Regions from separate parts of the Homo sapiens genome. Here regions 1 and 2 are each linked to region 3. Evidence: chromatin contacts called from ENCODE Hi-C or POLR2A ChIA-PET data. All regions are on one chromosome and are shown on one strand. The core of a region is the stretch at or near the end of the contact, and the rest is flanking DNA. Distances in the headings are between cores, read along the strand shown. Region 1 holds the start of ODF2 (outer dense fiber of sperm tails 2). Region 2 holds the start of URM1 (ubiquitin related modifier 1). Region 3 holds the start of NTMT1 (N-terminal Xaa-Pro-Lys N-methyltransferase 1).

Evidence for each region. A loop is a pair of places that touch in the nucleus more often than their neighbours do. ChIA-PET counts read pairs that join two places held with the same protein, here RNA polymerase II (POLR2A). Pooled maps may share reads with other maps.
Region 1: a map with no recorded cell type shows a loop between it and region 3 (21-fold over the local background). The contact joins the promoter of ODF2 here to the promoter of NTMT1 in region 3. A Hi-C loop is called at or near these places in 1 of 37 single-sample maps with no recorded cell type and 6 of 50 pooled maps. POLR2A ChIA-PET finds 5 or more read pairs at or near these places in 2 of 52 experiments (B cell and GM12878).
Region 2: a pooled map shows a loop between it and region 3 (5-fold over the local background). The contact joins the promoter of URM1 here to the promoter of NTMT1 in region 3. A Hi-C loop is called at or near these places in 1 of 37 single-sample maps with no recorded cell type and 7 of 50 pooled maps. POLR2A ChIA-PET finds 5 or more read pairs at or near these places in 2 of 52 experiments (CD8-positive, alpha-beta memory T cell and GM12878).

What each region holds. Positions count from the first base shown.
Region 1 is chr9:128,454,387-128,457,460 of GRCh38, reverse strand. ODF2 (outer dense fiber of sperm tails 2) reads right to left here and starts at 1,455. Exons shown (of 21, transcript NM_001351578.2): 1 at 1,206-1,455. The coding sequence starts at 1,369. RefSeq lists enhancers at 174-909, 1,503-1,552, 910-1,645, 1,683-1,772, 1,646-2,382 and 1 more and silencers at 303-352, 563-712, 743-842, 973-1,282.
Region 2 is chr9:128,369,567-128,372,933 of GRCh38, reverse strand. It overlaps URM1 (ubiquitin related modifier 1), which reads right to left and starts at 1,560. Exons shown (of 5, transcript NM_030914.4): 1 at 1,519-1,560. The coding sequence starts at 1,553. RefSeq lists enhancers at 1,362-1,461, 1,525-2,388, 2,389-3,253.
Region 3 is chr9:129,624,518-129,627,585 of GRCh38, reverse strand. NTMT1 (N-terminal Xaa-Pro-Lys N-methyltransferase 1) reads right to left here and starts at 1,423. Exons shown (of 4, transcript NM_014064.4): 1 at 1,291-1,423. RefSeq lists a silencer at 1,059-1,298 and an enhancer at 912-1,450.

The sequences.
Region 1 (3,074 bases), core at 206-2,705, 1.2 Mb after region 3:
GGCGCCTCCCACATCGGCAATACCTGGGGGAGCCGCCTGAGGATGAGGCAGACATGGCTAGGCATCAAAGCCGCAAAGGTGGGCAATTGGGTCAGCAGGCTCTGCTCAGGGGGACCCAGAGGGGCAGGCTTGTCAATGAGCCTCTCAAGGGGCCCGGCATCAAACGTCCTCTCTGAGGGGAGAAGGGTGGAAGCTTTGGGGTTGGCAGTTGGATGAAAACTTGGGAGGCGCTCCTCTACTGTCCAAGTCGCACAGCAACTGTCCTGCCAAAGTAGGGGGAAATAGTAGAGGCTGAGCGACCTGGGGGCAGAGGGGAGGAAGGGGAGGGGACGGGGCAGAACCGCGAGGGAAAGGACCACCGCGCCCGGGTCCCACGCGGAGGACTGCCGGTGGCTACCGGGGGAAACCTGAGGCGCCGGCGGACGTGCGGAGAGGGCGGGTGAGAACCGCTCGGCCCCAAGTGGGCCCCAGAGGGCCAGAACCGCGCAGGGAGCCGCGGGGATGCTGGGGCGGGGCCGGACAACTGTCTCCTAGGAGAAGGGGCGTTACGGAAGAACAGATGCCCGAGAGGACCAATAGTGTTTAAAGGAGGGAGGCGCGGAGGTTGCACGGGCCCCGGGCGCCCCGCCGCGAGGGAAAACCGAACAGAGTTCTGAGCAGGATAGACGCCGGGCTGGGAGGGGGCGGGCGGGACCCCCCCCCGCCGGGCGAGGGCCCTGGCAAGCCGGAGACGGTGCCCGGGGGACAGCGCTGCCTACGGAGGGCGTACAAGTGACTGCCATGTGGAGGCCCGAGGAGAGGACGAGGCGGTCGGGGCGATGCCGCCGACGGGCAGCAGAGCGAGGGAGAGCCTCTGTCGGCGGAGAGAAGGGACGGCCACCCACCAGCAGGCAGGAGGGTACCGGTTTCTGCCCATAGAGAGAAAGGTGAAGCCCTGCCCGCGGGCGGCAGAGGAGGGGCAGAGCCCCGTGGTAGCCAAGAGAGGAAGGAGGCGGCCGACCGCCCGTTAGCGGGAGGAGGAGAGGCCCCGCGCCGGTGGGCGGGGCGGGGGCCCAGGTTCTGACAGGAGGGGGACGAGCGCAACGCGGCGGGGAACCCAGGACCCGACGGCCCCGCGGGGTCGACCGCGCCGGGGGTGCGAAGGCGACGGTCTCGCCCGCGGTGCCCCGGAGGGCGCTGGATCCCGCCTGCCGGCGGCCTCTCACCAGGAGCGACACGGCTGCGCCCAGAAACGCCGCCTTATGAAGTCGTTGAAGTCGGAGGCCAGGGTCGTGCCATGGAGACGCCGCGGCGGATGCAGTCTGGCTCTGGCAGCGGCTCCTCCCCGCTTCCGCCTCCTTTTCCGACACCCGGTCGGCAGCTCGCCCATTGGCCAGTTCAAACCCCCCCGGGAGCCGCTTGGGTTTCGCCATCGAGGCCCAGCCCCTAGCGTCACAGAGATGCCCCGCCCCGCCAGAAGGGCCGCCCACTTCCGGGCCACGCGTCCCGTCACCAAGGAGACGTGCTACGCGTCCAGCGGGCCTGGCCGGGTCTCGCCCCCCATTCAAGGCCTTTCCCGCTCGGCCCTGTTTCCCCTGCCTTGGATCCTCCCGGATTCCCCTCACTCAAAGGAGCGTACGGTTCCGACGCCCTCCCCTCGGTACCCACCAGGAAACTAGGCTCACAGAGGACCCATGGAACTAGTTATTGGGAGCTGCACACTGCCTCCGAAAATCCAGCCCTGCCCCTAGTCCACTATTAATGCGGAGATGGAGTCGGCTTCTGCGCATTCCCCGGCCTCTCCCCTGCCCACATCGCCTCTGTCTTGGCCCCAACAGGAGAAAGGGTCGGCATTCCCCTTGCTGTTCTGTTCACTACCTTCCTGCACTTTTTTTTTTTTTTTTTTTTTTTTTTTTTTTTTTTTTTTTGAGACAGATTCTTGCTCTGTTGCCCAGGCTGGAGTGCAGTGGCGCGATCTCGGCTCACCGCAACCTCCGCCTCCCGGGTTCACGCCATTCTCCTGCCTGAGCCTCCCGAGTAACTGGGACTACTGGCGCCCGCCACAACGCCCGGCTAATTTTTTTTTGTATTTTTAGTAGAGACGGGGTTTCACCGTGTTGGGCAGGATAGTCTCCATCTCCTGACCTCATGATCCACCCGCCTCGGCCTTCCAAAGTGCTTGTATTACAGGCTTGAGCCTCCGCGCCCGGTCTACTACCCTCCTGCACTCTCTATGCCGCTCTGTGTACAGACCTATTCTGATGAGGTCCTTGCTGGTCCGCCATCTTCTCAATTATGCTTCACTGTCAGCCAGTCAGGGGAGGTCTGTCACGTGGCTCATAATGCCGCCCTGGAATCTGGGAGACCTGAACCACCTCCGGGCCAACTGGGCCACAGTCCCTTGACCTTTCTCCAGTGACCCCGCAGCACCTTAGCCACACAGCTCCAGGGTCACACAAGTGTTTCACCTGCAATCCTAAAGTCAGACTCGCAAACAAAACCTGCTTTTCCGCCTCGCTTTCACAGTATACTGCATACTGAATTTGTTCTGTAATGTCAGGGAGCTCCCCAATCCCTTGATCCATTCATTGTCTCTCTGTTGAATAATTGATAGATTTCCTAATCCTCATTAACCATTTAAGACTGCGGTGGCTCACGCCTGTAGTCCCAGCACTTTGGGAGGCTGAGGCAGGCGGATCACCTAAGGTCAGAAGTTCAAGACCAGACTGCCCAACATAGCGAAACCCCGTCTCTACTAAAAATACAAAAATTAACCGGGCATGGTGGTGTGTGCCTGTAATCCCAGCTACTAGGGAGGAGGAGGCAGGGAGAATTCCTTGAACCTGGAAGGCGGAGGTTGCAGTGAGCCAAAATCACCACTACACTTCAGCCTGGGTGACAGAGTGAGACTCTTGTCTCAAAAAAAAAAAAAAAAAAAAAAAAGTATATACAGGTTCAAGGAAAAGAGGACAGGAAAAGGAGGTCCCGGTCCTCCTGGGGCAGGCAGGAGATGGTTCCCAGAGGTGATGGTATTGGAACTGAGCCATGAAAGGTGAGTGGAAGTTCGCCAAACAAGCAGCAAAGGGAATTCTAAA
Region 2 (3,367 bases), core at 311-2,810, 1.3 Mb after region 3:
AAATCTTCTTTTTTTTTTTTTTGGTAGAGATGAAGTCTCCCCATGTTGCCAAGGCTGGTCTCGAATTCTTGGGCTCAAGCAGTCCTCCTGCCCAAGCCTCCCAAAGTACTAGGATTACAGGCATGAGCCTCCATGCCTGGCCCAGATAAATCTTAACACAGCAGTCTGTGGCTTCTCTCTTTCCAGCTCTGCTGAGGCCTGTCAAGGAAGCAGGGATCCTCCTAGAATCCCAGGCTTTGGGGAGTGTAGCTGGGCCAAGGGTCAGTGAGGCAAAACAGTGAGGAGTCCAGACCAATACAGTTCTAATTGGATCCAAGCAGCCAGACAATATCAATTAAAATGCACTTAGTCATGAGACTTACCCCCCTTCTAAGGGGCAGAAATGCTGAACGCTGTAGGGCACGGACAGACTTCTATTTATCTTTGTATCCTCAGTGTCTGGCTTGCTGCCCGGCACATGGTAGGCACTCAATAAATGGCTGGTGAATGAACTACCCAATTAAGGGAAAACATGAAAGAAATGGGAGGCATCCAATGAGAAGAAAGGCACTGGGCAGAGGTTTTAGATTCCCATCCCAGACTTTTCCTGTCACATAGACCTTGGCTTATCTACACACACACAGGCACACACACACACCTACCTATTCCACACACACACACACACATCCCTACCTATTTCCTCTTTTCCACGTGATACTGTAAAGTACACCACCCATCTTTCAAGGCCTGTTTCTTTGCCTTCTCTCTAAGCTCTGCAGTTTCCCTCAGCTTTGAAACCATATGACAAACCTGTTTGTAGGAAGCACAAATAGTGCCTTGGGTAGACTTCCTCCCTGCTCTGTGTTTCTTCAGTAACTGGTGTGTGTCCCAATCTCTGCATTTTTCATCTTGTGTATACTATACTGTCCCTGTTAGTTCCCTTCAGTGTGATTTCTTATTTGTCCCCGTGTCTCCACCTGACTCCAGTTCTGCAGAAGGCAATCAGCAAGTTTACTGACTGTCCTGAAGGAGGCTCAGGTCTGTTTACCATCCCCAAGTCTTAGGAAAGAAAAAGAAAAAAGTCCCGCCCTGGCCACTACATCCCACGAGAAACAAGACCTTAATAACAGTGTAAAAAGAAACTGCTGCCCAAAGAATGAAATCAGCGGGTGGAGGGTGGTCCTTCTAGGTTCTAGGAGCTCAGATGCCAAACAGATGGGATTGGTCCGAGATAGGAATGGAAAAGAAGAGAGAGAGGCTGCCTGCTAACAGTCACGACCTCCGACTCCGGCGGAGCACAGGGCACCGAGTGGTACACAGAGAGCATTTCCCTCCCAATGTGCGCCTCTATTTCCGGACAGACGGCCTCACTGCCAAGAGAGACTGGCCTCTCAGACTCTCCTAGGCGGGTAGCGTAGCTCACAGCGGGCACTGGGACACCCAGTGATTCGGCCGTGTCAGGCCCCACGGCAGAAGGAAAGGAATTCTGGGCCCGACGACTTCAATCCATCCCCACGGCGCCCCAGCTCTGTGACTCACCCGAACTCCACCTCCACTGACAAGGGCGCAGCCATGTTGAGGAAGCCGAGCTCGCAGGAAACTCCCCTCAACTTCCGGCGCGCCCGCAAATTTCCGGGCGTCTCCGGGTGCCGCGGACGGAAGAGGCGGTGCCCAGGGATCCAGCTTCGTCAGCTGTTGGAGGAAGTCATCGAGGGGAGGGGAGGGGAGGGGAGGGCAGCGGAGGGAAAGGGGTGGCAGAGGGACTATCACCGGCGCTGTTGGGGCTGTGAATCGGTCTCCTTCCGTCTTTCACCGACTGGGCTCAGAGACCCAGGGTGGGAAGCGCCTTGTACGGGACCACAAGCAGGCGGAGGAGAGCCCCCAGGTTTTTTGCGACGTGACCGTGAGCCACGTAGCTGCTTATCTTGCATGAGTTAGAATCTCTTCAGTCTACACACCGCTTGGGCCAGCCCATCTACTCGTCTGGTTGGAATTATAAATGACTCCCAGATCTTTATTTCCGACCCAGAATCTCTCCTGAGCGGGCGACTCGCTATCCAGCCGCCCCCTTTGCTGTCGATTTGGAAGTCACTCGTTCAACAGCTGTTCATTGCGCCTCCCTGTGCCAGGCATTTTGATCGGTGCTAGTGGTAAAGGGGATGGGCAAGGTTCCTGCCTTTAGGGCACTCACAGTCTAGCGGGGAGACTAACTGTAATCAAATAAGCATACTAAGACATGTACAACCTCAAACTTAAATAAAGGAACTGAAGTTATAGGAACTTCAAAAAGAAAACTGAGTAGACTGGACTTGCTGGGCTCTAAAACCTGAGTAAACTAGGTGGCTGTGAGGGGAGAGAAACCTCTAGGAGCATTCCAGTGAGGAGGACAAAAGGCCCAGAGGCTCTGGGTGAGAACATGCTGGAACATGGAGAGGAAGGTGGAAGTTAGGGAGCCTGACTTTCATCCATCTAGAGAGGGAGCTGCAAAGGTGCTCAGGGGCCAACCCCTGCCTTGTAAGCAGGTAAACATTTCAGTCTCTAGGAGCAGTGGGAGACTACTGAAGGGTTTTGGGAGACAGTGACATTTTAGAATTGTGTTTTAAAATATAATTTCTGGCTGCAATATGGAGAATGATTTGAGGGGAATAAGGAAAGAGACACGGAGACCACTGGAGCCTGTTGCAAAAGCTCAGGGCAGGCCGGGCGCGGCGGCTCAGGGCAGGCCGGGCGCGGCGGCTCACGCCTGTCATCCCAGCAATTTGGGAGGCCGAGGCAGGCGGATCACGAGGTCAAGAGATCAAGACCATCCTGGCCAACATGGCAAAACCCTGTCTTTACTAAAAAAATACAAAAATTAGCTGGATGTGGTGGCGTGCGCCTGTAGTCCCAGCTACTCGGGAGGCTGAGGCAGAAGAATCGCTGGAACCCGGGAGGTGGAGGTTGCAGTGAGCTGACATCGAGCCACTGCACTCCAGCCTGGTGACAGAGCAAGACTCTGTCTCAAAAAAAAAAAAAAGCCCAGGGCAGAAATGGAATGAAGTTGGCCAGGCACAGTGGCTTATGCCTGTAATCCTAGCACTTCGAGAGGCCACGATGGGCGGATCACGAGGTCAGGAGTTCAAGACCAGTCTAGCCAACATGGTGAAACCCTGTCTCTACTAAAAATACAAAAATTAGCCAGGCATGGTGGCAGTCTCCTGTAATCCCAACTACTCTGGAGGCAGAGGCAGGAGAATCCCTTGAACCCAGGAAGCAGCAGAGGTTGCAGTGAGCCGAGATCGTGCCACTGGACTCCAGCCTGGGCGACAGAGTGAGACGCTAAAAAAAAGAAATGGAATGAAGTAGACGGCCTATGGGTATCTAAACACCAACACTTCCAAAACTGAAC
Region 3 (3,068 bases), core at 174-2,673:
AACCTCACCATTCCTCAGTTCACCTATAAAATGGAACAGTAATACCGACTTTACAGAAAGGCTGTGATTAAAAGTGCATATGAAAAGCTTAAAGTGCTTTGCACAGTGCCGGGCACATATTCTCTCTTGAGCTTAGAAATCTCTGTCAAATGAGATTCTTGTCAACTCTGCCCACTATGAGGATCAAATGGGAAAACTGCCTTAGAATGCCACAGAAGCTGTATTGGACACACCTAGGGGACTGTTACTGGTATGCTGGGCGGCCAAGCCAGCAGACTCAAACAGCTCTGCAAATCAGCCAGAGTGGGGAGTGAGCTTCCTCTGCCTATAAGCACAGAACCCCCACCGAGATTTTTTAGATGCCATCCTTGTGATCCTAGGGCTTCCGGCCTCCACCAAAACGCTCCATGCATCCTTCCAACCCCCGCACAGTCCTCAGTTTACATAGAGAAAAACCAGCACACTAAAGGAAGTGACGTGTCTTTAAACATACAAACAGGAAGCCGAGAACAGAATTAAGGAGGGAATCCAGGCTCCTTATACCAGCCCTGGTTCCTCCCAGAGGCTCATCCCATCTCACTGGGCAATCATTCTACACACCACAACCACCGGTTACACTGTCCCTCCCCGCTGTCAGGGCCTCTGACACCAGTTGTGGCAATCACTTATAGTACAGAGGAGAAACCAAAGTCCAGAGGGAGAGATCACACAGTTGGTGCGCAGCAAAGTCTGGGCTTTTCGATATGGCAGCCTCCCTGCAGACAGGCTGACCTTGGCCGCAAGGGCTCTCGGGCTGTCTTTTTTGAGCTGCACCTGTGTCGGGCTGGCGCTCGGGTGGCACCCAAGGTTAAATACGACAGCAACTTCTGTGCAGCGGGCACTTAACTGTGCCAGGCTCTGAACTGGGCATTTTACCGATTTTACCGATTCCTCCCATCCATCCTCCAAGTGGGCGCTCTCCATATCCCTGTTTCTCGGAAGGGAAACAGGCTCAGAGAAAGGGATTTGCTGCGGTCTGGGGACCGGGGTGGGGGAGTGCCCTGCCTGGGCTTTGAGTGCCTTGACTTTCCTCCTGTACCCCGACCCATGGACTGCTCCGTAGTCCCTGCCCAGGTCCGGCCCGTAGACCTCTTGGGGACGCGCACGTGAGGCCTGTGCCGGCCCGCGCGCACGCGCCGGGTCACGTGACGAGCCGGGGACCCGGGACCTCAGGGCGCCGAAACAGTTAGGGGTCGCAGCCTCCCCTCTCCCAGCGGCTGCCTACCCTTCGCACCGCCTCGCGCTACTCACTCCGGGCGGGGGCTCCCGGGACCGAGAGAAGAAGATGGGGAAGAGGAAGGGAGGGCGGCGGCGGCGGAGACGCCACAAGCCAACCGCAGCTCCGCCAGACCACGACCAGACGCGACAGCTCGCGGCGCGCGCTGCCTTTGTCCGCCAACGTCACTTCCGGGCGTTTAGGGGCGGGCCCATGGCTGGCTCCACCCCCTCGCTCAGCTCGCCCCTCCCCCGCGCGGGCTCCGGATTTAACTTAACTTCTTTTGAAAAATAATTTAAATTTTTTTTTTTTTTTTTTTGAGATAGAATCTTGCTCTGTCAAGCAGGCTGGAGTGCAGTGGCGCGATCTCGGCTCACCGCAACCTCTGCCTCCCAGGTTCCAGCGATTCTCCTGCGTCAGCCTCCAGAGTACCTGGGACTACAGGCGTGAGCTACCACACCCAGCTAATTTTTGTATTTTTAGTAGAGACGGGTTTTCACCATGTTGGCCAGGCTGGTCTCGAACTCCTGACTTCAAGTGATCCGCCCGCCTCTGCCTTCCGAAGTGTTGGGATTATAGGCGTGAGCCACCGCACCTGGCCTAATTTGACTTCTTTAAAAAAAAAAAATTAGAGACGGGGTCTCACCCTGTTGCTCAGGCTGATCTTGAACTCCTGGCCTCAAGCGAGGCTTCCACCTCGGCCTTCCAGACTGCTGGGATTACATGCGTGAGCCACCGCGCCCAACACAGGTTACAGCTCAAAACTTGACTAAATTGACTTTTGGGAATCTAGAAGGACCTCCCGAACGGAAAAGAGCCGCAGCGTCGCCCTCTCCCCGTCCCCAGCACGTACAACAGTTCGTTTGGAGGCTGCAGGCTGGACTTCTAAAAACGAGTGTGTTGTGCGGGCTTTGAGTAAAAAGGGAAAAAAAAGCCATTGGTCCTCAAATCCACCCATCTCCATTAGCATCTTAAAATAATACCGACCCCCCAAAATAAATAAAATAAAAAGAAATACTCTCGGCAGTGCCATGGGATTCCCACTGAAATGAGCAAAACAAGCCCATGACGTTTCCATTCCAAAAGCGTGGCCCTTCCCTAGGCTCCTCCCATGCAAAGAAATTCTGGAGCTATCTCCGAGGCAGCGGTGATGGAAACGGGAGCTTGCAGGTGGGTAGAGCCTGTTAACATTTCCGAGCTTCAGTCTCCTGTCAGAAGAGGAAGTTGAGCAACGTAATAATTACTCAACTTCTGATGCTCTGAGAGGGTTAAACTTGTGGGACATTGCACGTCAGACCTTCAGCTCAGCACCTGCAGTGGGTTCTCAGGAAATGGAAGCTGTTATAATGACAATATCCATCTTAAGTTCATTTTTCCTATACTATTAATAATATCCTTGTGTTGGCAGGGCACGGTGGTGCACGACTCTAATCCCAGCATTTTGGGAGGCCAAGGCAGGCGGATCACCTGAGGTCAGGAATTTGAGACCAGCCTGGCCAACATGGCAAAACCCCGTCTCTACTAAAAATACAAAATTAGCCAGGGATGGTGGTGCATGCCTGTAGTCCCAGCTACTCTGAGGCTGAGGCAGGAGAATAGCCTGAACCTAGGAGGCAGAAGTTGCAATGAGCCTAGATCGCGCCATTGCTTTCCAGCCTGGGTGACAAGAACGAAACTCTGTCTCAAAAATAAAATAATAATAATACTATCCTGGTGTTCCTTCCTCTGGGCGACGCACACAGAAGGTGCTTAAAGTGTGTTTGCTCTAAATGTGTTGAAAGCTACGGTAGAAAGGGGATGCTAAAAAGCCCCT